Regions from separate parts of the Homo sapiens genome. Here region 1 is linked to region 2. A link is an interaction called in ENCODE POLR2A ChIA-PET data of the cell type or tissue named here. Cell type or tissue: Caco-2. All regions are shown on one strand. Each heading gives the region's core, and the rest is flanking DNA. Links, peaks and the distances in the headings are about the cores only.

Evidence for each region. Peaks named below come from ENCODE experiments on the same cell type or tissue, not always from the same donor. Only the 100,000 strongest peaks of a DNase experiment are listed, where the experiment ranks them.
Region 1: POLR2A ChIA-PET joins it to region 2 with 6 read pairs; 13 of 35 experiments call an interaction of 5 or more read pairs at or near these places.

Annotation. Positions count from the first base shown.
Region 1 is chr20:49,999,223-50,002,034 of GRCh38, reverse strand. No RefSeq gene overlaps it. Among named protein-coding and RNA genes, the nearest start is that of SNAI1, 18 kb to the right of the region's middle. RefSeq lists enhancers at 2,220-2,599, 2,650-2,769. In Caco-2, for the core only: no CTCF peak of the experiment used is centred there; no DNase peak of the experiment used is centred there.
Region 2 is chr20:49,944,149-49,946,960 of GRCh38, reverse strand. RNF114 (ring finger protein 114) reads right to left here. Exons shown (of 6, transcript NM_018683.4): 3 at 1,473-1,579; 4 at 711-825. Among named protein-coding and RNA genes, the nearest start is that of RNF114, 9.2 kb to the right of the region's middle. In Caco-2, for the core only: no CTCF peak of the experiment used is centred there; a DNase peak (open chromatin) is centred at 1,010.

The DNA.
Region 1 (2,812 bases), core at 56-2,555, 55 kb before region 2:
TGGTCTTGGTGAATATCGGCCCCCCAGAGTTGAAGAATGAGCTGTCCATAGATACTGAGGTGGAGGATGGATTCAGTTCACTGGCAGTGCTCAGGGTGGGCACCACAGGGCACCCAAATGTCACTCTATGGCCCTCAAGATTGACAGGGTGGCCATGACTGCAGAGTGCCAGACCCCCTAGGTCCCGGAACATTGCCAAGTGTTGCATGTTTTTCCTGTGTGTGTGTGTTTCTGTTTAAAAAGAAAAATACATACTCCTTACTGTTACTACTTTTTGTAGAGGTGGGGTCCCATTATGTTGCCCAGGCTGGCCTTGAACTCCTAGCCTTAAGGGATCCTCCTGCCTGAGCCTCCCAAAGTGCTGGAGTTAAAGGTGTGAGCCTGTAAAAACCCAAAACCCATGCCTGGTGCATGCTCATTACAGAAATTCAGAGACCTATAAAAAAGAAAACTTAACCCCAGCCACCCCACTATCCAGACAGAACCACTGTTGACCCCCAGGGCAGACAGGCGCTTCCCTCTGTGTGAAGGCAAGGATGGGTAAAGCTAGAGGTAAAATTTTACAGAAATGGGGCCTTGGCCAAGCGCAGTGGCTCACGCCTGCAATCCCACACTTTGGGAAGCTGAGGTATGTGGATCGCCTGAGCTCAGGAGTTCAAGACCAGCTGAGCACCATGGTGAAACCTCATCTCTACCAAACATTAGCCAGGTGTAGTGGCATGCACCTGTAGGTCCAGCTACTTGGGAGGCTAAGGTGGGAGAATTGCTTGAACCCAGAAGGCGGAGGTTGCAGTGAGCTGAGATCGTGCCACTGCACTCCAGCCTGGGTGACGGAGTGAGACTCTCTCAAAAAAAAAAAAAAAAAGAAAAGAAAAGAAATGGGGCCATATCATTTTTTCAGGCTGCTTGGCAAACTGCTTTTTCTGCCTGTCAGCACCTTCTCAAGGCAATGTGTGACAATCGAGTTTGTCCGTGGGACTATTGACTGCTTGCTTGTGAACTAAAAGATGCTCCCTTAGGGGAAGCTATCATAATACAGACGCAGAAGAGGTTAAACATTACCTAACAGGAAATGCCCTCCTCCTCGCCATTGCCTCAGCCTCCTCTCCCAGAAAATCACTGTGACTGTGGGTACAAACCTTCCAGATCCTTCCTTTTTTCCTTTCTTTTTCTCCTTTCCTTTCTGTCAACAAATATTCACTGAGTACTGACCGCTTATTCGTTCATTCATTTAATTGTTCAAGAAACATTTTGGGGCCGGGCACTGTGGCTCATGCCTGCAATCCCAGCACTTTGGGAAACCAAGGCAGGTGGATCACGAGGTCAGGAGTTCGAGGCCAGCCTGGCCAACATAGTGAAACCCCATCTCTACTAAAAATACAAAAATTACCCAGGCGTGGTGGCGTGTGCCTGTAGTCCCAGCTACTGGGGAGGCTGAGGCAGGAGAATCGCTTGAACCCCGGAGGTGAAGGTTGTGGTGAGGTCAGACTGTACCATTGCACTCTAGCCTGGGCAACAGAGCAAGATTCCAGCTCAAAAAACAAACAAACAAAAAAACAAAACCTAAAAATTAGCTGGATGTGGTGGTGCATGCTTGTAATCCCAGCTACTCGGGAAGCTGAGGCAGGAGAATTGCTTGAACCTGGGAGGTGGAGATTGCAGTGAGCCAAGATTGCGCCATTGCACTCCAGCCTGGGTGACAGAGAGAGACTCCATCTCGAGAAGAAGAAAAAAAAGCATTTTGGGCTGCTAATCATGTGCCAGGCTTATTCTTTCTCTGTTCATATGAGATACATATAATGGGCCGGGCATGGTGGCTTATGCCTGTAATCCCAGCACTTTGGGAGGCTGAGGTGGGAGGATCACTTGAGCTCAGGAGTTTGAGACCAGCCTGGGCAATGTGGCAAGACCCCGTCTCTACAAAAAAAAAATAATAATAATAATGCAAAAATTAGTGAGGCGTGGTGGCATGCACCTGTAGTCGCAGCTACTAAGGAGGCTGAGATGGGAAGGTCACTTGAGCCCGAGAGGTCAAGGTTGCGGTGAGCCGAGATCTCACCATTGCACTCCGTCCTGCATGACAGCGCAAGACCCTGTCTCCAAAAAAAAAAAAAAAAAAAAAATAGAGAAAAATATACATACCATGTATATTTTAGGGATTGTATAATCATCTATAATTGCAAAGTTTTCAGAACACACCAGGACTCCAGGTAACATATACAATCCACTTGTGCTGGGCATGTAGATTGTTGATGGTGTTTGCTCTACTGAAACGTGCTGGGTAAAATGTGTGTGTTAAAGTGCTTTTTATTTTATTATTGGGTCAAAAGTTAAGCACATTTTGGTGACCTGCAAAGTGAAGCTGGAGAAGGCAAGGACTCATCCTGGGTCACAAAGTGAGACATTGGTGGCATTTGTAACTGCAAGCAGAAGATTGACAGCCTTGGGAAAGCCCCGTGCCCAGCGCTGGGTCTTTCCCTGGGGTAAAGATGAGTTTCTCTGAGGGATCCCCGTCCCGAGGGCCCCCATGAGTGACACATGGGTTTCATTTCTCCTTGCTGCTACCTTTTCAGCCCCATTTAAGCTTTTATTTCAGGCCATAGCTCCAGCTAAATAGAATTGAGTTTGGTGCCCTGCGTCCCCTAGCCTGAGGACCTTCCAGGTTGTACCCAGAGAGGAAGTGTGCACGGCAAGTGTCCCGGCTCCTCCAGGTCTGGGCTGCCCAGCCCTGGCACTCAGGATTCCAGGGGATGAAACAGGATGCCAGACCCTGGGATCTGCAGGCCAGCTCAGGTCCCCAGACTTTGGTAAG
Region 2 (2,812 bases), core at 21-2,520:
GGTGTGAGCCACCGTGCCCAGCCTACATTTTTTTTTTTTTAAAGGAGACTACACATGCCAGTAGGTAATATCTGAGTAAAATGTCCAAGGATTGATAAGCCTTTTCCTAATAATTTCACCTAAATCCTCTTTCCCCACAACTATGAAGAAGCTACTTCCAAAAATAAAATGGCAGCTTCATGGAGAAATTTGGTGGACACCAAGGGAACCAAGTTAATGTTACCAACAACAGACATCACATGACTTAATGTAGCACCCAGAGGACAGAGAACTCGTGTACCATCCCTGCCTCTGCCTTGGGGGGAGGGGGAAATTGCTATGAAAGACATTACAATTGTTAAAATTAAAACATGAATTTCACATTAGACATTAGATTGAATCAATGTTAAATTTCTTGAATATGATTAATTATACACACAAAAATATAATTTTCCAAGAAAACATTCTTGTTCTTAAGACATACACACTCCTGTATCAGGGTGCGAAGTATTCAGGGTGCAAAAATGGTCATGGTATCTGTAGCTTATTCCCAAGTGGTCAGCAAAAAATGTGTACTATAGAGCATGGTTAAGCAAATATGGTAAAATGTTAACAATCTGTCAATCTAGGTGAAGGGCACACAGGAGTTCATTCTACTAATCCCGTCATTTTTCTCCAAGCTTGATCCTTTCCCTTAATGAAGTTTAAAAAAAAAAAAAAAGGTTACTCACCACAGATTTGGTATCCGTGCTATGGAATAATTTGCAGTGTTCCACAAGTCCTTCCTGATCAAAGTTCTTCTCAGGACAGTAAGGACAAGGAAAGGTGTAACGGTTTGGAACATTCCTGGAAGGTGAAACACAGGAAAAAAGAAAACTTTTCTGTGAGTACCTTTCCATTAAACTTCAACCACAGTACACTCCAAAAAGGAGCAAAGCTCACCAAATGTGTAATGATAAGGATGCTGATGATCACTTCAGACTCAGGTCAAGTGTTGTGAAAATAACAGCTCAGCTGGCCGGGCGTGGTGGTTTACGCCTGTAATCGCAGCACTTTGGGAGGCCAAAGCAGGCGGATCACCTGAGATCAGGAGTTCAAGACCAGCCTGACCAACATGACAAACCCTGTCTCTACTAAAAAATACAAAATTTAGCCAGGCATGGTGGCAGGTGCCTGTAATCCCAGCTACTTGGGAGGTTGAGGCAGGAGAATCGCTTGAACCCGGGAGGCAGAGGTTGCAGTGAGCTGAGATTGCACCACTGCACACCAGCCTGGGCAACAGAGCGAGACTCTGTCTCAAAAAAGAAAAAAAGAATATAGCTCAGCTAACATCTGAAGTGAACACCAGAGTCCTCCCTTGCATACTCCTCCCAAAATACTTGTATCAGCTTTAGCCAGCATAACAATTCATACAACTAAACCCCTGGGCATGCAACCTCTTTGTATTAATAGCAAGAGATGACCTCCACCTAAGGGGAGACTGAGTCATTTACCTTGGCTGAAGAGATGCATCCTTAATGGTGGCCTTCACACCTTCCATGATGTAATTCTGGTATTTGGAACAAGTAGCCACGTGGGACCGGATCTTGGACAGGAAGAACTCAAATAGGAAGAATCAGAGCCCATAAGTTAGTGAGGACCTTGCAACAGGCAAAATATAGTCCCAAACAAGGGCACAAAGAAAACTAGACCTACACCACCCTGGCAAATAATCTCACCAAACTCCTGACTACGCTGATGGGGCTGAAACCCTGATTATTGCAGATTTCCCATTAATACCAAGGCTGCTATTTTATTCGACTAAATCAGGATATCCACTTCCACTCTAAAATAACTCTCCTAGAGGTTTGCTCCTATTCATGATAGGCTGTCTGCTCACAGACAAGCTCCAAATCTAGGATGTTTTTAAAAGTTTTCTATACTAGCATTTAAACTAGTCTCCTTACAGCAAGCCAAAAACCACATTCTGTTATGTGCAGCAGAGAAAAGTGATCCTTTAGGTAAAACATATAAAAGCCACTAACCCTGGTTAAAGTATCTATCACCAGCCTCTGAGAAATAATCTTTAAAATCTAAATTCTCTTTTTTTTTTTTTTTGAGACAGAGTCTCACTCACTCTGTCGCCCAGACTGAAGTGCAGTGGCACCATCTCGGCTCACTGCAACCTCCGCCTCCCGGGTTCAAGTGATTCTCCCACCTCAGCCTCCTGAGTAGCTGGGATTACAGGTGTGTGCCATCAGGCCCAGCTAATTTTCATATTTTTAGTAGAGATGGAGTTTCACCACGTTAGCCAGGCTGGTCTCGAACTCCTGACCTCAAGTGATCTGCCTGCCTCAGCCTGCCAAAGTGCTGGGTTTACAGGCGTGAGCTACCACGCCCGGCCCAGCCTTTCATATAAAATCTAGGCTGTGCAACAGTAAAACAGAAAGAGAAGAAAACCCAGAGAATAGTGCTTCATTACAGGTTTTCTAAAAAGAAAGAAAGTTTTAAGAATTGAAGAAAAGAGGGAAGATAAAGGAAAGAAAAACATTTTCTGAGGCATGCCAACAGTACAATCACTAATCTTGAAAATGGAGAAAAGCAAAAGCATACAGTAAAACAAACAAAAAGCCCATCATGGGCGGAGTACGGTGGCTCACACCTGTAATCCTGAGGGAGGCTGAGGTGGGCCATCACTTCACGCTCCCGAGTTCGAGATCAGCATGGGCAACATGCAAAACTCGTCTCTACTGAAAATACAAAAAAATTAGGCAGGCGTGGTGACACATGCCTGTAGTCCCAGCTACTTGAGAGGCTGAGGTGGGAGGATGGTTTGAGCCTGGGAGGCAGAGGT